Linked DNA regions of Homo sapiens: region 2 is linked to region 1. The links are chromatin loops, found by intact Hi-C in ENCODE. Cell type or tissue: PC-9. All regions are shown on one strand. Each heading gives the region's core, and the rest is flanking DNA. Links, peaks and the distances in the headings are about the cores only. Region 1 overlaps SPPL3 (signal peptide peptidase like 3). Region 2 holds the start of UNC119B (unc-119 lipid binding chaperone B).

What was found. Peaks named below come from ENCODE experiments on the same cell type or tissue, not always from the same donor. Only the 100,000 strongest peaks of a DNase experiment are listed, where the experiment ranks them.
Region 2: it touches region 1 in a loop (3-fold over the local background); 3 of 110 quality-filtered maps call a loop at or near these places.

Annotation. Positions count from the first base shown.
Region 1 is chr12:120,849,602-120,864,696 of GRCh38, forward strand. The region is part of intron 1 of SPPL3 (signal peptide peptidase like 3); the gene reads right to left. Among named protein-coding and RNA genes, the nearest start is that of SPPL3, 47 kb to the right of the region's middle. In PC-9, for the core only: no CTCF peak of the experiment used is centred there; no DNase peak of the experiment used is centred there.
Region 2 is chr12:120,701,745-120,715,059 of GRCh38, forward strand. It overlaps UNC119B (unc-119 lipid binding chaperone B), which reads left to right and starts at 8,714. Exons shown (of 5, transcript NM_001080533.3): 1 at 8,714-8,974; 2 at 11,530-11,643. The coding sequence starts at 8,731. MLEC (malectin) reads left to right here. Exons shown (of 5, transcript NM_014730.4): 5 at 1-115. LOC124903035 (a long non-coding RNA gene) reads right to left here and starts at 4,756. Exons shown (of 2, transcript XR_007063489.1): 1 at 969-4,756; 2 at 67-300. LOC124903036 (a long non-coding RNA gene) reads right to left here and starts at 8,762. Exons shown (of 2, transcript XR_007063491.1): 1 at 8,693-8,762; 2 at 8,189-8,530. RefSeq lists silencers at 8,604-8,663, 8,754-9,023 and an enhancer at 8,631-9,473. In PC-9, for the core only: CTCF peaks have their summits at 12,342 (motif pointing left) and 12,545; a DNase peak (open chromatin) is centred at 12,347.

The sequences.
Region 1 (15,095 bases), core at 6,822-9,321:
TGATTTTTGCACGTGGCATCTGAAAATATGTCCAAGAAAATTTCTAGCTTCTATCAGGCATGCTAGTTAGCTATGAGGAAGCTTGACTAGTGCACAATACATGTAGTCTTTACCTTTTGGGACCAGGAAAATCCTATTTATCCGAGACTCCTAAAAACCACTCTGGGTTACAGGTTCTGGATCTTCTCACACATACCCTCCCCCTACAATTCTCATGTCCTCAGGCCTTACCACTTCTTTGTGACAGCTGCTGCTTTATAAAGACATAATTCTAGCGTGAAGTATTTCTACTGGAAAATCTGGGATTGACAGGATGTTGACAAGGACTCAGTAAAAATAACCATTCCTAACAGAGTGTGTAGATACAAACAGGCAGTCACTGGTCAGAAGTTTTCCTCAGCTGAGTCACCCGGCCATGGAAAACCCCAAGTTTGCACCTGAGAGGCTCTGAAATACTACCCTCTGGAGTGCAAATATAAAACACATTAGGCTTGGAGAAACTGTTCTAAAGCAACTTGTTGGACCAGCTAGATTTAGAAATATAATGGATGGTTGGTAAAAGGTAACTCTAGGGGCTGCCAAGGGAACTCAGTTCCAAAAACCCTTCCCATAAAATTAGGCTTTCCAGAGACACACATCTTAGATGTTCCAGAGGTTTATGAGTCCTCTCTGTTGCCCCTTTCAAATCTAAATACTTCCTCAAAGTCTCTAGAGCCATCTGTTAAGGCCAAAGTAAATCTCAACATGTCTACACCACAGAAGTTTATGCCGCATTGTAAGGAAGTCTAAAAGGCCAAATGAATGCACAGCTACTTGGGAGGCTGAGGTGGGAGGACTGCTTGAGCCCAAGAGTTCAAGACCAGCCTGGACAACATAGTGAGACCAGCCTTTAAAAAAAAAAAAAAAAAAAAACAAAAGCCAAATGCTGCTATTCTGGATTTCATACTGTGAAAAAGAATGAAAGAATGTTAGGTTTTTTGACAGTGGACGTTAGGGTTTTTCAAACACTTTCCCTTTTTAAATGTGAGTAACATCCTATATTAGTTTCCTACTGCTGCTGTAGAAATTACCACAAATACTGACTTTACACAAGCTTATTCTCATAGTTGCGGAGGTCATGAATCTGACATCGGTTTTATAGGGCTGGTTCCCTGTGAGGGCTCTGAGGGAAGAATGTGTCCTTGCCTTTTTCATCTTCTAGAGGACCACCTGCATTCCTTGGCTCACATTCCCTTCATCGATCACTACAACCTCTTGTTTCCATCGTCAAATCTGCTACCACTCACTCTGGTGTGCCCACCTCTTCCAAGGACCTGTGTGATTATATTGGGCCAACACAGATAATCCAGGATAATCTCATCTCAAAAATATTAATTTGATGCCATCTGCAAAGTCTCCTTTCCTATATTCATAGGTTCTAGAGATTAGGACATGGACATGTTTTAGGGGTCATTATTCAGCCTACCACACAATTACCAGATTTAAAATTCTATGAAGTATACTTACCTACAGTATCTCGTTTAGATACTTACCAGGTGTTATCATTCCTAATGAATGAGAACGCGAGTCTAGAAACTTCATTGCTTAGCCACAGTGATATAGTCAAAAAACTAGAACTCAAACTAGAGCATATGGCCCTAGAGACCATGTAGCAGCAGCACATACCACTTCTCCTCCACCAGGCTGCCTGTAAATCACTGGCCTTTGGCCTCTCATTTTCTCATACAGTTTTTTTTTAAAATCATACTCATAGTCCAAACTGCAATCTACCAAAAAAAGTAGCCCACATCAGAGATTCCTCAAATGTTCTCAGGTCATGGCTCCCTTAAAATCTCAGTCATTTTTTTTTTTGTGGCATACCTGAGGCCAAAAGAAATGCCTAATAGCTCTGTTCAGTCGAAGCAGTATTTGTGTCCTAATAGCTCAGGAGCTTCTGGGCACTCCACCACTTCTCAAATCTTAGAATCAGATGGGACACTGCCACTCTCGTTTCCTGTTTCACATTCTTTTTTGTTTTTTTGAGACAGGGTTTCACTCTGTCACCCAGGCAGGAGTGCAGTGGCGCAAACACGACTGACTGGAGCCTTGACCTCCCCGGGTCAGGTGATACTCCCAGCTCATCCTCCTGAGTAGCTGGGACTACAGGTGAGCGCTACCACACCTGGCTAATTTTTGCATTTTTTGTAGAGACAGGGTTTCACCACATTGCCTAGGCTGGACTTGAACTCCTGGGCTCAAGCGATCTGCCCGCCTCAGCCTCCCAAAGTGCTGGGATTACAGGCGTGAGCCACCGTACCTGGCCCGTTTCACACTGATTTTCAAACAGTACTGCTTTTATTTCACAGCAATGGCCAAAATCCCAGCTTTGCAAAGATATGGCATCATCAAAAGGAATTTAGTGATTTAATGCTGAATTGTGAACTACCTTAAGCTATTAGTTTGTATGATATCTAACAGATGTCATTGTGTTTCACTGAAGGTTAAAAATACTCTGTGATACCCACGAGTTTGAACCTGCAGGCCTGCGCTCCTCACATTACTGCTTGTACACTCCTGCTCTGACGAAAGTGTGCTCTCTGTTATGCAAAGTGCATAGCTGAAGCTCCATATAATGGGCTCAGACAAATAATTTAGGAAACTCCCAGTTTGTCATCGCACATAGTTACATGCCAATTTGACATTTTCTATTAAAGATATATATCTTTATTATATTTATATAATCATATATATTAATTTATATATACATATTTTACATATATGAAATATATGTATATATAATATACATATTTTACATATATGAAATATATGCATATATAATATACATATTTTACATATGAAATATATGTATATATAATATACATATTTTACATATATGAAATATATGCATATATAATATACATATTTTACATATATGAAATATATGCATATATAATATACATATTTTACATATATGAAATATATGCATATATAATATACATATTTTACATATATGAAATATATGCATATATAATATACATATTTTACATATATGAAATATATGCATATATAATATACATATTTTACATATATGAAATATATGCATATATAATATACATATTTTACATATATGAAATATATTTTATATATAATATACATATAATATATTTCATATATTATATCTATGTATATTATATATAAAATATATTTCATATATCATATATACATATATGAAATATATATTTCATATAATATATACATATGATATATGAAATACATATTTCATATAATATATACATATCATATATATTTCATATATATATATATATTTTTTAAGATGGATTTTCACTCTTGTCGCCCAGGCTGGAGTGCAGTGGTGCATTCTCGGCTTACTGCAACCTCCACCTCTTGGGTTCAAGCGATTCTCCTGCCTCAGCCTCCCGAGTAGCTGGGATTACAGGCACCCGCCACCATGCCTGGCTAATTTTTTTGTATTTTTAGTGGAGACAGGGTTTGACTGTGTTGGCCAGGCTGGTCTTGAACTCCTGACCTCAGGTGATCCGCCCGCCTCAGCCTCCCAAAGTGCTGGGATTACAGGCATGAGCCACTACGCCCGGCCTAAAGATATATTCTTTACCATCATCTTATCTGCTCATCCACTTTTTTTCCTAAGGCAAGCAAATGAAGGAAAATGTATATGGTAAATATTTGATTTCTAAGTCTACAGAACTATATTATATTACATCTACAAGCAGAGAATTCCTGTTAGACAAATAAAGTACACTGACATTTTTATCTGCCCAAAGGAATTGCACTTACTCATTCAAATGTCACATGGACAAACATCTGACACCAAACGTAAAATTTTTTCCTTAGTAACTTCTAAAAATGTACACAATAGTAGCAAAACAAGAAGCTGTAACAAACCATAGTATTCCTAATTCTTTTGATATAAATTTTAGACTAAGAAGAAGATATGATGCACACCAAAGCACATGGAAAGGAAGTTTCAGCATTTGTTCAAAATGATTAAATTCATGGATCTTCTAGACCAGTGATTCTCAAAGCTGATGGTGTATCCAAATCACCTGGAGGACTTGTTAAAACACAGATCGCTGTACCTACCCCAGAGTTTCTGGTTCAGCAGATCTGGGGCAGAGCCAAGCATTCATAAATTTCTAAAAAGTTCCCAGGCAATACAGATGCTACTACTAGTCCAAAGACCATACCTTAAAAATCAGTTTTAGATAAAATTCACATTTTCATAGCAATTCAGAAAAACTACTGAATATATTATGAAAGCAAGTGAGATGAATTTGTATTTGGAATAGCAAAAAACAACAACAAAACCCAAACCCAAAACCACATGAAAACAAACACCACCACCACCACACACACGCACACATACACACACACACACACACACACACACACACACACACACACACGGGGAAAAAAAAGGCCAGAGGGAGAAGAAAACCCCACAGTGACAGTCAGTTCCCCAAACAGGATAAACCTAGCTACTCAAACTGAATTACTCATGACTGTGCAAGTTATCAATGTACCCTTTACTGACGGCTCTTCAAGGAGTAAATGTAAGAACACATGTGGCAGCCTCCTGTGAGGTGGGCAGAGGAAACTGACCCAAGGAAATCAGAAAAGCCAAGGGTTTACCATGAAGCACCTAAAAAATTCTCCACATTCAGTGGGAGGTAAACATGGTCCACCCCTAAAACAATTTTAGAATGCTCAAGAAACTGTTTTGGTGATAAGTGTTGAATTATATGTATCTATATACATACTCTAGTAGTCTGATGCTAAGTAAATCTAGTCTTGCCAACATACAATGGAGAAGTAAGCAAGCCAACAGCACAGGTCTTTTTTCTTTTTAAGTCATGGCAGCTATGTGCTGTGTGACCACCTTCCTTTTGCAACAGCTACACCTATAAATCACTAAAACAATAATTGATGAACAAGAGCCTGAGGTGCTATCAAAGCCAAATACATGTTAAATTATATATTCTGTATATTTTATTAAGGCAAGAAACCATTTTAATAATACTAAAAAGATTTTCAAAAAGACTCAAGCAAAAATGACTGTCAATTGGGTCTAAAATTCAGTCAGCCTGAATGCCCCAAAGTCTAAGGAAGCATCATGAAGTTACAAACCTTTCCAAAGGTCAACAAGAAGAAGCTAACTTCCTATTATTCCTACTCCTTTTAAATAACAGTCATTACCAAGTGTTTCCAAAGCGGGGCATTTGTTTTGTTATAATCAAAACCTGCTCAACTGAGGAAAAACAGTGCAATGAAAATATTCTTATATTTATGACATTCAAGATCACTATTTGGACCAAAGAACACGCCAGGATTTTTATAGCACCTGCATGTAACTGTTTCATGATGACCCTCCACAAGGGGCAGGGAAGGGACAGGGAAGGAAGAAGCATGCAGGGCTTTCCTGACCCTACTTCTAGTGTGTAGGAAAGAGGAGAGGGAACTCATTATCCCTCCAGCCACCGTTTCTTCTCCTTGTATGGATGGATCACTAGACCCCACAGAGTGCAAGAATGACGAGAGAAGGGGACTATCAGTGATTAATCCTTGTACTAATAACTTATAAAGTACATCCCCTCAGTATAACAGATTCCATATAGCACAAAAAATGAACAGAAATAATAGTTTCCTGGCATTTTCCAACTACCCAATTAGAAACTGACAAATGTATAAAAAACAATTTTTGTCAAGTAAATCATAGGCCCTGGCTATTTAGCACTATGACCTCAAAGCTTAATTTTCAAATAAAATGACTGGTCTCAAGAAAAACAGGCCAGGCGCTGTGGCTCAGGCCTGTAATCCTAGCACTTTGGGAGGCCGAGGCAGGCAGGTCACATGAGGTCACGAGTTCAAGACCAGCCTGGCCAACATGGTGAAACCCCGTATCTACTAAAATACAAAAACTGGCCAGGCATGACGGCAGTTGCCTGTAATCCCAGCTACTTGGGAGGCTGAGACGGGAGAATCGCTTGAACCCGGGAGATGGTGGTTACAGTGAGCTGAGATCGTGCCACTGCACCACTGCACTCCAGCCTGGGCAGCTGAGCAAGACTCCATCTCAAAAAAAAAAAAGAAAAGAAAAGAAAAACAGTACTTCAGAAATGTGTTCAGTACTTTTTCTGGCAGTAAAACAACCTTTTTGTTTCTCCTACACAGAGAAATTATTTCACTCATGCAAATGAATGGGGGTGTACTTGAAGCCCCAGAGCCACATGGGGTGGTCTCATTGTCAGATTCTGTGGCTGTTCACCATGAACATGCTTTCTGGAATGCACCTGAGAAAATCTCAAGACTAAATGCAATTCTGAAAAGGCCCAGGGAGTGAATCGTGATTAATGTAAGCCAGCACTGTTCAACAGAACTCTGTGATCATGAAAACATTCTAGTAATATTACAGCACTGTCCAATCAGGTAGCCACTAGCCACATGGGACTACTGAGCACTTGAAATGCAGTGAGTGCAACTAAGGAACTTAATCTGTAGTTGTACTTAATTTTAATGAACTTAAATTTAAATAGCCCCATGTGGCCAGTGGCTACCTTGCTGGACAGCACAAACCTAAATGCAGATTCCAGTCCCCTTGTGGCTTAGGCTTATGATGCAATTCTGGCCAATGAGACAGAAGGAAAAGATTTCCCTTAATCTGAAAGAAAAAAAAAAAAGAAACACAAAGAAGAGAAGGTTCTTTTTTTGTGGTCTTGAGGATGTGATGTCTCGGAAATGTTGCAGTTGTCCTGCAAACAGCAGCGCAGCAAGCCTAGAGGTGAGGTTAACATGCTGGAGGGCAGAGCAGAAGAATACACAGAACATGAACCCTTGCTACTCACTGAGCCCCCTGGCCACTGGTGTGGAGATGAACAATTTTCATCTTTTTTTTTTTTTTTTTTTTTTTTGAGACAGAGCGAGACTCCGTCTCAAAAAACGAAAATAAAAATTTAACTATGGGACAAGATTCTGGAACGACGGCAGCATTCAGGGCATAGTTGGTTTGAATCCTCCTGAATTTTCCCATAAAAACAGATTGAGCAATCTGGATGCAAAACTGAAAATCTGCACCTACAACAAAGCTAAGTGATCAGGTAGCCTCACAAAACCCAAAAGACAAGCAGATGGGGACAAACTACTGACTGCTAAAGACTGGTGTGCAATTGCCATCTGTGTGAGAAGCAGCAAAGGGAAGCAACAGGGTATTTGATGAATCTGAAATTAGGAAAACCCCAAATGAGACAACAGGTACTGGCAAGCAAGGTGAGCTGAACTAGGAATAGCAGTTGAACTTTAAAGGAGCTCTGTACATTCCAACTTATGGCCTGTACAAGGGGATGGAGTGATAGGGACCCTCTAAACTAAAAGCTAACCATCTGAAGCTCTCTTTCAGGACAAAGTCTTGTACTGAGGAGAAACTACTGGGAACAGAATCCAGCAGAACAGAGACAGGAGAAGAAAAGGAAGAAGGTGGCCCAAATAAAGAACCAGGAAGAGTAATGACCAGATGTCTGAAAGTGCTAGGATTCCCTCTTCCCCTCCACCAGAAAAGTCAAAAGAGGGAGCTCTAGAGCCAGAAAGCTAAAGTCTTCCTGCCCACTTCTCTCTCTCAGTTTATGAAAATTAATTTCCTGCAAATCAAAACCACAATGTGATACCATCTCACACCAGTCAGAATGGCGATTATTAAACAGTCAAGAAACAACAGATGCTGGCGAGGCTGTGGAGAAACAGGAATGCTTTTACACTGTTGGTGGGAATGTAAATTAGTTCAACCATTGTGGAAGACACTGTGGCGATTCCTCAAGAATCTAGAAGCAGAAATACCATTTGACCCAGCAATCCCATTACTGGGTACATATCCAAAGGAATATAAATCATTCTATTATAAAGACACATGCATGTGTTTGTTTATTGCAGCACTATTCATAATAGCAAAGACATGGAATCAACCCGAATGCCCATCAATGCTAGACTGGATAAAGAAAATGTGGTACATATACACTACTATGCAGCCATAAAAAGAAATTAGATCATGTCCTTTTCAGGGACATGGATGGAGCTGGAAGCCATCATCCTCAGCAAACTAACACAGGAACAGAAAACCAAATATCACATGTTCTCACTCATAAGCGGGAACTGAACAATGAGAACACATGGACACAGGGAGGGGAACAACACACACCAGAGCCTGTCACAGGGGTGGGTGGAAGGAGAGCATCAGGATAAACAGCTAATGCATGCGGGGCTTAATACCTCGGTGATGGGTTGACAGGTGCAGCAAACTACCATGGCACATCTTTGCCTATGTAGCAAACCTGCACGTCCTGCACATGTATCCTGGAACTTAATATATATTTAAAAAGAAAGAAAATTAATTTTCATTAAAAATGAACAACAGGAAAGCACTGTGGTTTTATCTCAAAGTCATTATTTTAAAAAGAGAGAAAGGGAGGCAGAGAGCATCTGTAAAAACAATAAAAACATACCAGAAAAAAAACATGCCTTTAAAACAGGTAAAAACTGTAACACAATATTATTTTGAAATTTTAAATTTTTTAAGAAAATGACATCATGGCTGGGCACTGTGGCTCACGCCTGTAATTCCAGTACTTTGGGAGGCCGAGGTGGTCAGAAGTTCAAGATCAGCCTGGCCAACATGGTGAAACCCTATCTTTAAAAATACAAAACTTAGCCAGGTGTGATGGCGGGCGCCTGTAATCCCAGCTACTCAAGAGGCTGAGGCAGGACGCTTGAACCCGGGAAGCGGAGGTTGCAGTGAGCCAAGATCGCAACATTGCACTCCAGCCTGGGTAACAAAAACAAGACTCCATCTCAAGAAAACAAAAAAAAAAACAAAGAAAATGACATCATATGACGAGGCAACATAAATCTGAATTAGAACAACTCAAAAGGGGTGATAAAACTCAGAAATTTCAGAAATGAACACTAAACTAAAAGAAACACAAGAATGAACAACCAACGGGTAACAGATAATGCCTTAAAGAAACTAGAAAGTAAATAGGATGGAAAAGTTAAGAAAGGGATAAAAAGATTAGAGAGCGGCAATCTATAGAAAAACAGGCAAAGAAGATCCAAAATGTATACAATAGGAGTCCCCAAAGAAGAAAATCAAAGCAAGGAAGCATAACAAAAACTAAAAACAATAACTAAAGAGAATATCACTAGTCTCTGACAGCAACGCTCTATGGAAGAACATAATAGAGAAAACGAAATGTGAGCCGAGAATTTATAAGCAGCCAAACTATGAAGTGAAACTGCAGGGTCACATGGTAAATTTGTTTAACTTTTTACGAATCAGTTTCTTTTTATAATCTATCAGTATTTACTTATTTAGTCACTCTAGGGTCCTTATAAGAGATGGTTATGTTTTCAATTTTGTTCTGCCTCATTGCATTTCTTGAAGGCATAGTAAGAAAATCTCTCTATGGGTAACTTTTAATTTTTTTTCTATAAAGAAAACATACAGATTAAGTGTTCTTCATCCAAAATGCTTGAGACCAGAAGTGTTTCAGATCTCCCTCTTTTTTGGGGTGGGGGGCGTGGGGGTTTCAGAATATTTGTATTATACTTACTGGTTGAACACTGCAAATCCAAAAATCCAAAATCCAAAATGCTACAATGAGCTTTTCCTTTCAGCATCATGTTGGAGCTCAAAAAGTTCTGCATTTTGGATAATTTTGGATTTTGTGATATCAGATGCTCAACCTGTACTGTGCTATGAGAGAAAAAATTAAAAATGCTTACATACCTTCCTTATAAGACAAAGATGACTGAATCTATGTAAATCGTCTTTTCAAGCAATAACTGAAGTTAAGAATTGTGACAGTATACAGCAGTGTGCATTATTACTTTGACAAAAAAGTTTTTGTTTTTTCAAACAGTACTTGAAACACAAATCCTGTGGGAACCACTGATATCAAATAATTCTTTTTGAAACTTATCTCTACAGCCATTATTATCCCAATTAAAAAGGAAGCTACACTACACCTAAACACAACAGAAAACATACAGACTCAAAAAGTCTAGCTGGGGCCGGGTGCAGTGGCTCCCAGCACTCTGGGAGGTCGAGGCGGGTGGATCACCTGAGGTCAGGAGTTCGAAGCCAGCCTGGCCAACATGGTGAAACCCTGTCTCTACTAAAAATACAAAATTAGCTGGGGATGGTGGTGCGCACCTGTACTCCCAGCTACTCGGGAGGCTGAGGCAGGAGAACTGCTTGAACCCGGGAGGCAGAGGTTGCAGTGAGCCAAGATCGCGCCACTGCACCACAGCCTGAGCAACAGAGCAAGACTCCAACTCAAACAAAAAAAAGTCTAGCTGGGTGCAGTGGCTCATTCCTGTAATCCCAGCACTTTGGGAGGCCAAGGCGCAGGGACTGCTTGAGGCTAACAGTTCAAGAAGAGCTTAGGCAACATAGTGAGACCCCCATCTCTAAAAATAATAAAAAATAAAAAATTAGCTGGGTGGGAGGATCACTTGAGCCCAGGAAATCTGGGCTGCAGTGAGCCATGATCATGCCAGTGCACTTCCAGCCTGGGTGACACAGCAAGACCCTGCCTCAAAAATAAAGTCTACTCAGTCACTGAGTAGGGTCTTTAAGGCAATAAAGATTATATCACATTATCCAGAAAGGGCCTGGCTCACCAATGGAGGTCCATCTACATCACTTTCAGTGTGCATCATCGCCTATACAGCATACTCAACCAGAAATTTATGTATAATATACTCAATCAATAAAAATACTTACAGGAAAGAAGTAAATAAGTTGTATAAATATAAAAGTTGTCCAGTAACAGACTACAAGAACAAGACTGTTTAAAGTGTGGGTTTAGCACTGGTATTGCTTCATGAACTGTTAGCAACGGATCCATGTCAAGGTAAGTGCAAAAACTGAGAATGTTTAAACCTCATTATAGCAATTTGGTAATTTTCCATCTGTTGACTCTAATAATGAAAAATCTGGGCATGTATTTTGTTAAGTTTTTGTTTCTTTTTTCTGGTAATTTGTGTATATTGTATTTTATACACACGCACAAAAGTTTGTTCGTGACAAATTGGAGGGAGAGAGGAAGGAGAAATTAGTCTGGTACTTTGCTAGAAATAGTAAGAGAAGTAGAAGGCGGCAAACTTTTTATGTAAAAGAGTAAATATTTTAGGCACTGTAAGTAATATGGTCTCTGTGACAACTACAGTCCTCCCTATCTTTGGGGGACTGGTTCCAGGACAACCCCCTACTCCCCTTCTAGATACTAAAATCCTTGGATGCTCCAGTCCCTTATAAAACAGTGTAGTATTTACATACAACCTACACACATCCACCTGTATACTTTTTTCCTCCTCCCATTTCAGGGCTCCACAGGACTCTCATATACTTTAAATCATCGCTATATTACTTACAATACATAGTACAATGAAAACGCTATATAAATACCTGTTTTACCATATTGTTTTCATTTGTATTACTTTTGTTTTTTCTCCCTCAAATATTTTTTATCTGAGGTTGACTAAATCATGAATGTGGAACCCACAGAGACAGGGCCAACTGTTCTCAAATCAACTCTGCCATTCTAGCATGAAAGCAGCCATAGATGATATGTAAACAAATGGGCATGGCTGTGTTACAATAAAGCTTTATTTACAAAAACAGGTTGTAGGTCAGATTTGGCTTGCAGGCCATAGTTTGCTTATTCTTAAATGAGAACATGCTAGAAAAACAGAAAAAGGAAGGAGACAAAGTACAAAAATTCTCCAAAAGGACAGATCCTTGAAAAGGGTGTTGGCAATAAATAACAGGAAGGGAAAAAGAGTAAGATTTTTTTTTATCAGTGTGGTCTATATTTCATCTAGCTACTCCAGCAGCCACATTTCTGGTCATATTTTAAACAGGCTGTGGTAGATCCTTGCATTACTACTGTCAACTACAATGCCCTGAAGACATACCACACAGGTCAGATGTCTTCATTGAAACGCATCCTAGCAGCGGACTGAGTCCTGGTTTATCTGGCAGGGGAGTACGCTGACTGATATTACTCAGTATACAATCACCTCTCTGGCAGATTTAAAAATCATATGCCTGAAATTGTAACATATAAAAACCAATCCAATCTTCTAACAGGTTATCTTATTCCTTGTTACTTGTATTATGAAATGATTTCTGATACCCAAGATTTCTGAGATACCAAAAGGAGAGAACAGAAGGGCTGTGAGGGAGTTAGGGGTAAGAGAGGGACTGGGAACTCAAAGGATTGGGAATATCACTTTGGGCTGTAGTGCTCAACATCTTCATGTCTTCAATTCTAGAATTTTGAGCAACATACTTGAAGGTATTAAGATTCCAAAACAATAGTAAATAAGTGAACATGAATTACAATGTAGGCAGTACTACAGAAAATAATGTCCACAGTGTCCAGAGAAGTAGTTTTCAAACTTTTTAGTTCAGGACTCTTGTTGAGGACCCCAAAGGGCATTTGTTTATATAGATTATACTTCCTGATATTTACCATATTAGACATTGAAACTGTGAATATGAAAAATATTTATTCATTTTAAAATAAACTCATTATACATTAACATAAATTACACATATTTCTATGATCTGTTTCTACTCTTAACACTTCTGACACCAAATGTGTGGGTTTTTTCCATGTCAATAACCAATTTTCCAATAATAATTAGATGTTCATCAATTCAATTCTGACACTATTACCCAAAGGTGTCACAGGCCCTGCATGTTAAGGGCTAGGTCTCATGAGATTGCCTCTATTTCAGGTGCCGGTATCAAGTCCAGGTCACCCGTACTTCTGACTCATCAGCTACAAAGTTAGGGGTTTCCACAATCCCTTTCTCAGGTTTGACCATTTGCTAGGATGGCTCACTGAACTCAGGAAAACAATTTACTTACTATTGTTGGTTTATTATAAAGGATACAACTCAGGAGCAGAAAAATAAAAGACATGCACAGGGCAAGGAATGGAGGGCTGAGAGGAGTATGCAAAGTTTCCATGCCTTCGGTGGGTGCACTGTCCTCCCAGCACCAGTTCACAAGTCCAGAAGCTCTCAGAACTCAATTTTTAAGGATTTTTTGGAGGTTCCATTACACAGGCATGATTGATTAAATCACTGGCCTTTCCTGGCTGGGCTCAATCTCCAACCCCTCTCCCCTCTGCAGAGGTTGAGGGAAGGGGTTATATTTCCAACCCTCTATTGGTTCTTCTAGCAACCAGTCATCATCCAGAAGCTATTTAGGAGCCCACTAAGACTCAGCTCATTAGCATAAACTCAGGTAGGGTTGAAAGGGACTTCTCATGAATAACAAAAGATGCTCCTCTCTCCTCTATCACGAAATTCTAAGGGCTTTATTATAAAAGCTATTATGCCAGGAACCTGGGATAAAGACCAAATATATATTTATCACAACATCTAGGCCAGGCATGGTGGCACACACCTGTAATCCCAGCACTCTGGGAGGCTGAGGTGGGTGGATCACCTGAGGTCAGGAGTTTGAGACCAGCCTGGCCAACATGGTGAAACCCTATCTTTACTAAAAATACAAAAATTAGCTGGGTGTGGTGGTGCATGCCTATAATCCCGGCTACTCCAGAGGCTAAGCCAGAAGAATCACTTGAACCCAGGAGGCAGAGGTTGCAGTGAGCTGAGATCACACCACTGCACCCCAGCCTGGGTGACAGAGCGAGACTCCATCTCAAAAGAAAAAAAAAAAAAGTTTTAATGAAAAATAACTCTTTTGAAAGTAAAAATTAGTGAGAGGAATGGTACCGTTTTACATTTCTGCAAATATCTTTAATGTCTGGCTTAATCGAAGTCAGCAGTATTCTCGTATCTGCTTCGGCATTTAATCTGTACTATGATATATAGTTTGGTTCAAGTACATGAAGAAAATTCAACTGCATGCATATCTATAGTTTAAAATGTGAGTGGTATTTTAAGAGCCTTTCAGGTAATCGTAGATATTATTCTTCAATACTGAAATGAAATTCTACAGATGGTAGGTTTTTTAATTCTTTTTGAAATGTATTCTCGTTTTATTGCTCAGGCTGGAGTGATCACAGCTGACTGTAGCCTCGAACTCCTGGGCTGAAGCTATCCTCCTGCCTCAACCTCCCAAGTAGCTAGGCCCACAGGGTCAAGTCACCACATTTAGCTTTTTTTTTTTTTTTTCTTGTAGCTTTCTTTTTCTTTTCTTTTCTTTTTTTCTTGCAGAGATGGAGCCTTGCTTGCTGCCCAGGCTGGTTTTGAAATCCTGGCCTCCAGCAATCCTCCCACCTTGGCCTCCCAAGGTGCTGAGATCCCGGGCATGAGCTACCACACCCAGCCTAGATGGTAGTTTCCTAAAGGTTAGCTCCAATGTAAAATCTAAAACCCTATCAATGAACTTTCTGTACTCTGTTACATTAAAATCCATGTCTGCCTTCACTCTGAATGGATCCTTACCCATGCATAATTCTGTACATCATGCACTGGTAAGTTAATATTTGTTTCCTCAGTTGTGAGCTCTTCAAAATGCTTATGTATTTCATTATCCAATACTAAAAATTCCATCTATTACCACTGATCTCATCACAGAAGTCTTTAAATACTGGGAAGTTGTAGGCCAGGCCCAGTGGCTCATGCCTGTGATCCCAGCACTTTGGGAGGCCGAGCTAGGTGGATCACCTGAGGTCAGGAGTTCAAGACCAGCCTGGCCAACATGGTGAAACTCCATCTCTACTAAAAATATAAAAATCAGCCGGGTGTGGTGGCACATGCCTGTAATCCCAGCTACTTGGGAGGCTGAGGCAGGAGAACTGCTTGAACCTGGGAGTCGGAGGCTGCAGCGAGCCGAGATCATGCCATTGCACTCCAGCCCAGACAAGAACGAAACCCCATCTCAAAAAACAAAAACAAAAACAAAACCTGGGAAGTCATCAAGCCCAAAAATCTTATCACTGGCAACAAATATTATCAGTCCTTTCATTTTTTACAAAATCTGCCAAATACTCAAAGCTGAATAACCATAGTTTATTAGTTATTCTTAAAAGTAAAAATGTCCATGA
Region 2 (13,315 bases), core at 10,816-13,315, 140 kb before region 1:
TCTCCATCTGACCCTACCCCTTCCATGTCCCACCCCACTCCCACCAAAAAGTACAAAATCAGGATGTTTTTCACTGTCCATTGCTTTGTGTTTTAATAAACAATTTGCAGTGACACTCTGTGTTGGGACTGAGTTCGAACTTGATCTCAAAGCGCTGAAGTGATGGGGTGGGAAAAAGGAGACCCAGGGGTTCACTTGGCTCCAAAGAGTTCTCCTGTGACGAGGCTGGGAACTGTTGTCCATTTAGCTGTGTGTCTTTTGCTTTTCTTCTCTCTGGGATGTTTGCTTAGGGGAATCATTCTGTAAAACCCTTCCTGGTCATTTCAACTAGCAGCGCATTTAAGGACAAAAAATTTGTTTTCACTTTCACTGGAACAACTAGGCACAGACTGTCCCACTCTTAAGGCACACTGGGCCTATTGCTGCCTCTCCTCACCATTCCCTTAGCCTCTGTGATAGCCCACGGACAAGCTAAGCTAACCTAAGCCATAGGAGATTTTTCTCTGCTTGCTCCTTTTCTGGTGTTTTGTCATTGTTGATTACACATTAGGAAGAGCAGAATGCAGGAGGGATTTTTTTTCCTATAATTTATAAGCCACGTTTTACAGGTGAGGATCGTTGAGCCAGGCATGGTGGCTTAACGCCTGTTATCCTAGCACTTTGGGAGGCTGAGGCCAGCAGATTGCTTGAGCCCAGGAGTTCAAGACCAGCCTGGGCAACATGGCGAAACCCTGTCTCTACTAAAAATACAAAAATTAGCCAGGCATGGTGGTGCATGCCTGTAGTCGCAGCTACTTAGGAGGCTGAGGTGGGAGGATTACTTGAGCCCAGGAGGTCAGTGCTGCAGTGAGCTGAGATTTCGCCATTGCACTCCAGCCTGGGTGACCCAGACACAGACACACACACACAGACACACACATACACACACACACACAAACACTGAAGCTCAAAAAAGTTCAGTAACATACCCCAGACTAATGTAGTAAATGGTCTGGTCAAGCCAGGGTTCAAATTCAGTCTGTTTGCCATCAAAGCCCCAAGCTCTTTAAAGCTGTAAAGATAATTACAGCTGTCCATTACTGAGTCCTTGAAATGGGCTGGGCACAATGCCCAGCATTTTCCACATGTTATCTCTCTTTTATCTTCAACAAACCAGTTGCTATTCCCCTTTAAGAGATGAAGTGACTTGCACAAGGTAGCACAACCAACAAAAGGCGGAGCTGGGGTTTTAAACCAGGACTCCTGCTCTCCATCATTACCCTCTGCTGCCATCCATTTCTTCATGGTGCTGGGTGGCATGGCTCCAGAGCCTACCTGCGGGATTTCTCCGAGTGGGAATGGAGACTGCTGGCTTGCAGGGGTAGGGAGGGGTGGAGGTGGAGGAACAGGAGTTTGGCCTACCTCCCTCAGTTATCCCTTGAAGGGCAGAATTCAGTGTGCAGCCCCAAGAGTGAGGCCATTGTTGATGGAGTCTGTTCTCAGGGCCCAAACAAGCCAGGAGGCCCACAGAGCCTCTTTCTTAGGCTGAGCCCACCCATAACTGGAGTTCTTTCCTAATTCAGATTTCGTTGTTACTATTTCAAGTAGCTTTGCATGAGCTGCCAAATGGGGAAGAGACCTGAAGAACTCCTGCTCTAGGGAGTTACAGGGAGGGAAATTGTCTGACAGAAGATCTTGGGCCAAGTACCGGGGTTGGGTTGGACCACTCTGTGGGTCCAGATCTTAATCTTACTAAGGAAATCAGGCTCCCGGTTGGCTGGAGCCGGTGAGACCTTTCTCCATACTTAGTACCCCCCATCCCCCATAAAGGAAGAGAGATGAGTTTTTCTAGTACTTACTGGAAAGCTCATTGCTATCGCAGTGGTGAGGGGTCAAGGCAGAAAGGAGGCGGAGCATGGAGGTCCTGGAGCGGGCTTGCCTCTGCTCTCCAACAACCTAAGGCCACAAGCACCTCGCTGCAGCACCCTGGCCCAAGAGTCTCAGTTTTGTTTGTTCCTAACCACTTAACATTAGTACGAAATAACTCCACTTGCTTTGTCACTGCACTCTCTCACCTGGATCCATGGCTTCTCCCTGCCCCATGCGCCTGCCCTGTGTGCCTGCCCTCAACAGAGGGGGCGTGGAGAAAGAGGCCACTTGTGTATATTGTCATAGTGACCATTCATGGGACACTCTTCCTGGCACCAGTACAGTGCTTTTTCTTGCCGTTTTGTGTCTCTTCATAACAATCCTAGGAAAGACCTGTGACTAGCCTGACTTATAAATGAAGGCACAAAGGCCTCAGGAGAGAAACGACCTGGCCAGAGTCACATAGCTGGTAATTGGCAGAGCAAAGACTGGAACCCAATGCTGTTTGACCCCAAAATCTGTGCTTTTAGTGCCATGATATACTAGTTTTAAAGAGGAACCTTTGAGTATTGATAACTGATGAATCTATGATTACATGGAGGTTTTATTATTTCTCTGAAAAAGTAACTTTTAAGACTTGGTGATATAAAGATCTATAAATATATACAGAAATAAATTCTTAAAAAAGTGTTAGGAGTGCAAAATGTGAAAAATCATTTTCTTTTCTTTTTCTTTTTTTTTTTCCTCTTTTTGAGGCCGGGTTTTGCTCTGTCACCCAGGCTGGTGTGCAGTGGCAAGATCTTGGCTCACTGCAGCCTTGACCTCCCAGGCTCAAGCGATCCTCCCACCTCAGCCTCCTGAGTAGCTGGGACTACTACAGTGTGCAGCCACCACACCCAGCTAATTTTTATACTTTTTGTAAAGACAGGATTTTGCCATGTTGCCCAGGCTGGTCTCAAACTCTTGGACTCAAGTGATCCGCCCACCTCGGCCTCCCAAAGTGCTGGGATCAGAGGTGTGAGCCACCATACCTGGCCTGAAAAATCATTTTCTTCCCTATCCCTCTAATCCCTAAAGGATAATACAGAGGACATTCTGGTGTGTATCTTTCATTTTAAATGTATTTACATATATATATGTGTATATATGTATTTATATATATGTAATATATATGTAAATGTATTTACATATATGTGTGTAAATGTATTTACATATATATGTATTTACATATATATATATATACACACACACACACACACAGAGTCTTTTTAAACAAGTGGGAATATACCATACATATCATTCTGTGCCATTTTTACTTAATATGTCTTAGAGAGGTAGTTCATATAGATGGGTCAGTACATAGAGATTTTCCTCACTCAAGGGCTGTACAGTATCTTATGGTTAGATTGTAATTGATTTTACCAATCCCCTGTAGATGAACATTAAGATACTGCTCATTTTTTGCCAGTACAAACTGCTGCAGTGAACATGCTTATGCATATATCTTTGTGCGTATGTGCAGGTGTTTCTTTAGGGAATTCCTTTAAGGAATTACTGGATCAAACAATATATGCATTTAAAAATTTGAAAGTACTGTCCTCCATGAGGCTATATGAATTTTTACTCACCAATCTTGTGCTGTGACTTTGGAATATGCCAGAAATCTCTTTTGGAAACAGGTAGGATATAAATAATAAATAATGCTTTTTAAAAACAGCCCTCTGGCTAAGCGCAGTAGCTCACACCTGTAATCCCAGCACTTTGGAAGGCTGAGGCAAGTGGATCACCTGAGGTCAGGAGTTCGAGATCAGCCTGGCCAACAAAGTGAAACCTCGTCTCTACTAAGAATATAAAATTAGCCAGGCGTGGTGGTGGGCACCTGTAATCCCAGCTACTTGGGAGGCTGAGGCTGGAGAATCACTTGAACATGGGAGGCAGAGGTTGCAGTGAGCCAAGATCATGCCGTTGCACTCCACCCTGGCAACAGAGCAAGACTCCTTCTTAAAAACAAACAAACAAACAAACAAACAAACAGCCCTCAGCCAGATAGTAGAGTGACTTGGTACTAAGGAAATTACTAGCTCTTAGTCCCAGACCACAAGCCATGCCTGCAATCCCAGCCATGATTTGCTAATTCAGTGCATGCCATCTGGGGAGGCAGCAGAAAGCAGGACTGAACTTTCAGTCTTGGCAGAAAAATGCCAGCTGATGATGTCTTGCTTACCTTGGTTACACCAGCTCTGGGCCCCACCTGCCTGGCCTGATTTGAAGGCAGACTGCCTGGCTACTCTGGGACTGCCCTGGAAAACAGCCACTCTCACACCTCTTACAGGGAGGAAAACAGCCAGCGGGAGAGAGTCAGCCCTGAGCTGGGGGGAAAGGAAGGCTGGCCCTCTGCTTTTGGTGTCAGGATTACTATTTAATGCAGTAGTCCTCTATTTTCCTTCTTCCCCCAAATAAAGTGTTAGTATATGTAATTTTCAAAAGACATTTTAAAAGAGCCTTTCCCCACACCTCAAAAAATTTGATGTGGAAAGGCAGATTGGCGGTTACACCCCTAATTTTTCCTACCCCTTTAAAAAATGAAATTATATATATTTCCTTCCCTTTCCCTTTCCTTCATTTCCTTCTTTCTTTTCTCGTTTCCTTCCTTTCCCCCCGTCCTTTCTTACAGTCTCACTCTCACCCCTCGAACTTCTGGCCTCAAGCAATCCTCTGGCTTTGGCCTCCCAAAGTGTTGGTATTACACGCATGAGCCACTGTGCCCAGCCAGTCTATTCCTTTTAACCAAAATTCATAGGTAGTGCCCAGAGAGAGTACAAGCTCTGACTCATATGGCAGTATTTACTTAAAAAAAAAAAAAAATGCCAGGCATGGTGGCTCACGCCTGTAATCCCAGCACTTTGGGAGGCTGAGGCAGGCGGATCGCCTGAGGTCAGTTCAAGGCCAGCCTGACCAACATGGTGAAACCCCATCTCTACTAAAAATACAAAAATTAGCTAGGTATGGTGGTGGGCACCTGTAATCCCAGCTACTTGGGAGGCTGAGGCAGGAGAATCGCTTGAACCTGGGAGGCGGAGGTTGCAGTGAGCCAAGATTGTGCCACTGTACTCCAGCCTGGGCGACAGAATGAGACTCTGTCTCAAAAAAAAGAATAATAAAAATAAAAAATAAAGTAAAATAAAAAAACAGGCCAGGCACAGTGGCTTACGCATGTAATCCCAACACTTTGGGAGGCTGAGGCAGGTGGATCACAAGTTCAGAAGATCGAGACCAGCCTGTCCAACGTGGTGAAACCCCGTCTCTACTAAAAATACAAAAATTAGCTGGGCATGGTGGCGCGTGCCTGTGTTCTCAGCTACTTGGGAGGCGGAGGCAGGAGAATCGCTTGAACCCAGGAGGCAGAGGTTGCAGTGAGCCGAGATTGTGCCACTGCACTCCAGCCTGGGTGACAGAGCGAGACCCGTCAGAAAAAAAAAAAAAAAAATTAAGTTTGAGGTTGCTTTTAAATTTTAAAAGATTTGTAAGGCAACTTTGGCATAGAGTTTGCCTTCCAGACACAGATCCAAAAGTATTTTCTTTTCTTTTTTTTTTTTTTGAGACAGAGTCTTGCTCTGTTGCCAGGCTGGAGTGCAGTGGCGCGATCTCAGCTCACTGCAACCTCCACCTCCCAGGTTCAAGCGATTCTCCTGCCTCAGCCTCCCAAGTAGCTGGGACTAAAGGAGTGTGCCACCATGCCCGGCTAATTTTTGTAGTTTTAGTAGAGACGGGGTTTCACCATATTGGTCAGGCTGGTCTCGAACTCCTGACGTTGTGATCTGCCTGCCTCGGCTTCCCAAAGTGCTGGAATTATAGCCGTGAGCCACTGCACCTGGCCGGTATTTTCTTTTTAAAAAAGTATACAAGCAGCCCATGATTATATGCTTGAGATAAAATAGTACAGAAGTAGTAGTTCTAAATAATGTCAAAAGTGAATATATTTCCTTTAGTCTCTTCTGATACTCTCCTCCCCAGACGTAATCAAAGTTAATGTTTTAATGTATATCCAGACCTCTTCCTTTACAGTTACAAATGCATATTTATATTTATGTCTATGTCTATCTGTGTTTTTTTTTTTTTTTTTTTTGAGACAGGGTCTCACGCCCATGGCCCAGGCTAAAGTGCAGTGGTGCGATCTCAGCTCACACAGCCTCGGCTTCCTGGGCTCCGGTGATTCTCCCACCTCAGCCTCCTGAGTAGCTGGGACTACTGGCATGCACCACCACGCCCAGCTAATTTTCGTATTTTTAGTAGAGACGGGGTTTTGCCATGTTTCCCAGGCTGGTCTCGAACTCCTGGGCTCAAGCAATTTGCTCACCTTGGCCTCCCAAAGTGCTGGGATTACAGGCATGAACCACCACACTCGGCCCACATCTAAATATTTATATACTTTTTATTTTAAATAAATGGGATTCGCGGCTGGATGCAGTGAGCTGTGATTGTGCCACTGCACTGCAGCCTGGGTGACAAGAGTGAGACCCTGTCTTAAATAAATAAATACACAAATATGACTCTGTGCCTTGCTTTTTGCCCTACTTAATATATGTTTGAGATCTTTCCATACTAATATATATGTCTCATTTTTTAAAACAGCTCTATGTAACGTGAATGGATACAAATGTAATTTATTGTAATTTGTCAATATTACAAATCTCTGTGCATGCAGGTAGGGTAAATTCCTAGATGTGGAATTGCAGGTGAAGAGGTTACATTTGCCATCATCCCTAGAAAGAGAAAAGCCATGGTCCAGGTAACTAGTCTTGGTGCTATGAGAACAAACCTTCCGTAAATAAGTATATGGGAAATGACCACATGCTAAACCACCCTCTTGGCCATTCACAATCAAGTAGCATATTAAAAGTTCTGGAAATTCTTCAGTAACCACTCTGTTGAGTGGTTTAAAAAGAGTTGTTTGTAAAAGGAAAGACTTTAATTCTTTGTACACATTTATTAAAATCTCCCTGAACAGTTAGTTAAATGCCACCATATACTAATCTCTCAAAGACAGTACAGCATTTGGGTAGGAATTTGGCCACACACTATGCCACCCAATTGGGCAGCTGGGGTGGGGTCAGGTTTGGACTTTGTCCAGGAACCAAGAGATGCCTGTCTTGGTGGCTTTGGTGAGAGGGACTCAGCAAGCAAGGCCTGGCAAGAACGTCAAGAGGCTCTGGGGGACGGTTGCAATTTTACTCTAGCCTGGCTGAGAGGTGATGTCAGACCTAGCAGACACACTGCATCAATCAGGCCCAGGCCTCCAACACAGAACAGTGCAGATCTAGAATCCCTAGAGAAGGAGCCCCTCAGGGTGGAAGACGGTAGACCACATCCCCCTGTTGACCCACTTCTGGCTAATTGGTGAGGTCATGGCTAACTTCCAAAGCTCAGTGCAGATATTGCCTCTGAAAACTTCCGAAGCCCTCAAGCTTTTACAGCCAGGTCAGAATAAACCACTCCTGTGTGTTCTCCTAGCACCTTTGCTGCATCTCTTAGTGCAGTCAGTGAATCTAGTTTGTCTTCCAGTTCATACTAACCTACCTTGTGAAAAGGAAGGGTCACATAATGAATTGTGTACTTTACAGTCTTCTCTAACAAAAGTGGGAGCTCTTCCATAGTGGGATACTGTTCAGGCTCTCATTCAATCATTACTGAGCACCTACCACGTGTCAGGCATTAGCTGAACTGCTGGGAATTCAGGGGTGAGGCAGACCCAATCCCTGCCCTCACTCTTACATCTCCTGTAGCCTAGCCCAATGTCTAGCCCAGGGCCTGGCACAGTAGGGCTTACGGATGGCAATCTCATTGGAAAGTTTGTCTTGAAACTGCCTTTGCAAAACAAACACTGCTTTAACTTACCTTCTATGCTAAATATATTAATAAACATTTTCTCAAGATGCATTGTCCACTAATAGCTTAGTGTTGAAGAACAGGCCTTGGGTCAGATGGACCTGGATTAAAATCCCTGTTCCCTCCTCTTACTGCTTGAGGGACTTTGGACATGTTACCTGACTTCTCTGAACTTGAGCTTCCTGATCTGTAAAATGGAGACAGTAATACCTCACAGGGTTGTTGTGAGGTGAGGAGCCTGCCCTATAGCAAGTGTCCTGCCATATAGCAAGTGCGCAGTAAACACTGGCCATTCTTCTTCTTGGTGTGATTACTGGGAATTAGTTGCCATTGTGCTGTTGGGACTGGTGACAGAACTCTTGGATTGAGAATGCCGAGATGGTGCACGGAAGATTCTGTGTGCTCTTTCAGACCAGGAGGAGGATGAGGAGGAGGAAAGTTTATATGACGTAAATTCATTTGACCGTAAGATATGTATTTAAACATCGTGGAGGATCTTGGGGGTCTGATGGGGAGTGGGGTTGCTGAAGCTCCAGCCACCCCTAGGCCCTCCACCTGGCAGGACCAAAGTTGGGGCAGTAGCCGAAGCACCGCCCCCCGGGCCCCGCAGGAGTGTGCAGTCACCCAGTTAGGCCTATCTTGGCCTGCCCATCACTCCTGGCCTGCGGTCTCCTAACCCTGTGGCAGCAGCAGCATTCCCTGAATGGATCGAAGGCTGCCATGGTGTCGTCCGCTGAATTGCTATAGGAGTCAGCCCAGGGCTGCTCATGTGCACCTCAGGTTGCTGATGGCAGCTCTAGTTATTTGGGGATGGAAGTTTGGGGAGAGTGGGCCTTGGTCCACCCTGTGCGAAAGGGAATTCCACAGCCCCCCGGGCGCCCGCCCCCGCCCCCGCCCCGCCCCCTCCCCGCCCCTTCCCCGCCGGGCCCCGGGCCCCGCCCCCGCTCTCCATAGTTACCGCGCTGTGGAGGCGGCGGCCATCTTGGCGGCGGAGCGATGAGCGGGTCTAACCCGAAGGCTGCGGCCGCGGCGTCGGCGGCTGGGCCCGGGGGGCTGGTGGCTGGCAAGGAGGAGAAGAAGAAGGCGGGCGGCGGCGTCCTGAACCGCCTGAAGGCGCGGCGGCAGGCGCCCCACCACGCGGCCGACGACGGCGTCGGGGCAGCGGTCACGGAGCAGGAGCTGCTGGCGCTGGACACCATCCGGCCCGAGCACGTCCTGCGCCTCAGCCGGGTCACCGAGAGTGAGTGCCGCGCGGGCCGCGCCCTCCCCTCGCGCCGTGCCCCGGCTCCCGGAGCCTTCAGCGGACCCGGCCACTTGACCAGCGCGGGGGTCCCCGCCAGACCCCCTCGGCCGGCCGGGCCGCGCTTCCCGCTGCCCCGCCGGCCGGGCTTTGCTCCCGCCACGCTCACGTAGCTCTGGTGGGGAAGGACTCTCCTGGGCTGGACCGCATTCCTGTGAGTCCGGCCACGCTAGGATGCCCTTCGGCCGGTCGGCTCCCCAGCTCTGCCGGACCTGTTTGGGTAGAGGGCCCCGTTCAGCTGAACTGGATCCTCCTGAGCCGGCCGGGGGCCGAGGTCCCCTAATAAATGGGCCCCTGGGCCCTCAGCCTGGAACCCCCGGCCATCAGTGAAGTTCCCGCTCAGCCAGGCTCCCCCAGCCCTCTGGCAGGCCAGAAGCCTTACCTGCTTCCTCCGCCCTGGCCCCATGGCAGCCCTCCCCCATTGCAGCCTGCCCGGCCTCCCTCCCTCTTTGGGTCGGGAGCGTTGCCCCTTAGTGTGCAGATGGGTTCTTCCTCAAAACACATAGCCGTGGCATTTCCTGCTCATTTAAAACTGTGCCACATTAAAACAAAAATAAAGTTTCAGTTTGTGTACAGACTCCGACATGTGAATCCTGCTTTTGACATTCTCGTGAATTAAGAATGATTTCAGAGTTTCAGAAATGCGTTTCCTGCACAAAAGGCAACCATCCTAAGCTTTTTCGTTGATAGGAGGATGGGTGGGAAGAAAAATGTTGCCCAGTCCCTGCCCTGGGTGATCTCCCTTTTTCTGTTCTCTGCCAAGCCAGTCCCTGACTTGACGTCTTTTCTCTTGCTGCTGTTTTCCCTGCAGGAGTGTGCACTCACCTAGTTAGGCCTATCTTGGCCTGCCCATCACTCCTGGCGTGCAGTCTCCTAACCCTGTGGCAGCAGCAACATTCCCTGGATGGATCGAAGGCTGCCATGGTGTCTGCTGAGCTGCTATAGCAGGCAGCCCAGGGCTGTTCAGGTGCACCTCAGGTTGCCGATTGCAGCTCTAGTAATTTGGGGATGGAAATTTGGGGGGAGTAGGCCTTGGTCCACCCTGTGCGAAAGGGAATTCCCATTTCCTAAAAGAGTTTTAATTTGATTCTAGATATTTGGATGCCCCCGTTTCCCAATACTGTTTGGGTTGAGACTGTCCTTACCAGACCTGAACGTATCTTTAGACATTCTTGTTAGTTTTATTGAAACAGTGTGAAAAAGCTTCTTTTCTTCTGAACCAGTTTTCATTTGGGGCTCTGAAAGTACAGATGCTCAGCACCTGGTCTTGGTAACCTCATGCCCTCTCCTGCCATCCAAGTGAGTTAGGGTATTCTGTGCCTGGCCCTAAGCAGGATTCTCAGTGGGCACTCAGATCCTATCTGGGGGCTTGGGATTGTTGCTCATTGTCCAAACCCACCTCTGCAGCTTCTTAGAGTCTGGCAACCTCTTTGTTACTCTTCTTAACGTCTCGTTCATTCTATCCAGCAGATTATTTGAGTACCCTCTAAGAGTCCAAAGCCAATGTTAGCCTTTTTAGCAGTTACAGAATAATCAGTAGTTGTCAAGTTTGTCGTCTTAATAAAGAGACAACTTGTAAAACACGAAAACAACTAACTCAGGCAATAAAAGATCAAGTATCAAAATGAGCTGTGGAGAAGATGCTATCCGGAATCATCCTAGAAAGAAATCAGTGAAATTTGCTGTGATTAGAATTATTTCAATTTGCGGCTCATGTTCTAGTCACTTGGGCCTAATGTCTTCACCGGCAGATTTATCCTCTTGCCTGGATATGTATGATATGTATTGTCTACTGTATGATTTTGTGTAGCCCACAAACTAAGATTAGGTTTGTACATTTTTAAATGGTTGAAAAAAACTTTAAAATCTTGAGACACGTGGTTATGTAAAATTCATATTTCAGTGTCCATAAATACAGTTTTACTGGAATATAGCCACATTCATTCATTTGCGTATTGTCTGTGGATGCTTTTGTGGCTACAATGATAGAGTTGAGTAGTTGTGACAGAGACCATGTGGCGGCAAAGCCTAAATTATTTAGAATCTGGCTCTACAGAAAAGTTTGCTGATCTCGGCTTTCTTACACTGACAGTTGGCAAACTAACGTTGGCAAACTAGCACTGTATTATCTGCTAAGTCAGTTTAAATGTCTTAGATTGGAATTCTATAAAAAGTTCGCCCTGTTCTGACATCCAACTTGATAGATGATGAAAGATTTTTATGTGTTTCCAAAGAAATCCACCTTTTCTATCCTAGTTTCTAAAAGTTTTGCAATTTTTCATCCAAAGCAAGTCCTTGTTATTTTTTTTCTTTGTTGGATCCCCTAATTCTGTCCATACAACTTCTGCTGGTGATAACACATGAGAAAGTTTTTGGGAGTATTTTAAGTGTGTTGTGTAAGAAAAAATCTGAGTTTGCTTCAAAACTTGAGAATTAAATAAATGGTAGTTTTGGAGGATTATTTAACAGTGTTGGTTTCTCTCTCTTGTTTTCAGATTATTTATGTAAACCCGAAGACAACATCTACAGTATTGATTTCACCCGCTTCAAAATTCGAGATTTGGAGACAGGGACAGTACTTTTTGAGATTGCCAAACCTTGCGTTTCAGGTAGGCCTCTACGTTGTGGTGACCACTAGACAGTTTTGAGCCAAAGGTCTTTGAAACTCAAATCTTTGTGTGCCACTGCATCCTGTTTCTTGGACTCCAGTGTGTCCCACTTCTGTGACCTCTTCCCGTGGCCTGGTCTGCCAGGCATGGTGGTTTGAAGCTGCGTTCAGAGGCTGATGTTTGTTGGATGTCTATTCTGTGCTGGTCACTGTGTTCCACGTCTTTGTGCACATCAGTGTATGTAATCCTCACACCTCTTTGAGGAATTACTGTTATCTCTGTTTTACAGCGAAGGATCTGAGGCCTACAATTCCCAGGCGGCTCTTTCCTAAGGCCCTGTGCTGGTTCATCTTACCATGTTGCCTCCAGTTGGGAAAGGAATCCTTGAAATTAAACTATAATGAGGAAAACTCACCTGAGCCTGGTGCCCTCTTGGAGGGTGATAGGGAGGATCCTGGTCCAGACATGAGGCAGTTTGAGCCATCTTCTTGCTCTCTTTTACATATTGCCTTGGAGTTCCCAGACCTAGTTTGGATTTTAATCTCAACCATTTTCTGGAAGAACAGACCCAGGAACTCAACTACTTGGGGTTCCTTAAATTAGCCTCCCATAGCCGCTTCCTGTGCTTGTGATAAAGTGCCAGGCTGATCTGGACCACAGAAGCCTTTGGAGCACCTCACTGGAGGTTTAGCGCCCCCTGGAGTTAGTCATTTGTTAGAACACTGGTACAGATACCCATAGTATCAGTGTGGTTTGTAAACTTACTTTGCAGTGTTTCTCATCTGATTTGCTACTTAGAGCCTGCAAATTTGATAAGGCCCCGATTTCACCCCTACCTGGTGGTATTTATGCTATCATAATCTCATACTGACCAAGGCACCTAAAGGCTCAAGTTCATGGGTAATTTTGTTGTTGTTGTTTTGTGGGTTTTTTTTTTGTGTTGTTTGTTTTGAGACACAGTCTTGGTCTGTCACCCAGGCTGGCGTGCAGTGGCACAATCTTGGCTCACTGCAACCTCTGCCTCCTGGGTTCAAGAGCTTCTCCTGCCTCAGCCTCCCAAGTAGCTGAGATTACAGGTGCCCACCACCATGCCTAGCTAATTTCTGTATTTTTAATAGAGACGGGATTTCACCATGTTGGTCAGGCTGGTGTCAGACGCCTGACCTTTGATTCGCCTGCCTTGGTCTCCCAAAGTGCTGGGATTACAAGCGTGAGCCACCGCGCCTGGTTGCTTATGGGTAGTTTTTTATTGGGATGGTCAGATCAAGACCAGCTAGCTTCCTGGGTCTGTGGTGTTCTCATCTCTAAGCCACATATCACAGTACCTGGGACATTGCAAGGACTCCAGGCCTACTACAGGTATGTGGATTTGGATTAGACTCAAGAGTTGTCATTTCAATATAAGACGGAACTGTTTCAAGAAGGTCAGCTGAAGATACTGTAAAGTATCTTGGTTTTCAGTCTCTCTAGTTTTTACATTTAAGGATCTTGATTCACTTGTAATATTCCCCACATTGAGGCTGGGTGCGGTGGATCACACCTGTAATTCTAGCACTTCGGGAGGCTGAGGCAGGCAGATCACTTGAGCCCCAGGAGTTTGAGACCAGCCTGGGCAACATGGCAAAACCCCATCTGTACAAAAAATACAAAAAAATTAGCCAGGCGTGGTGGC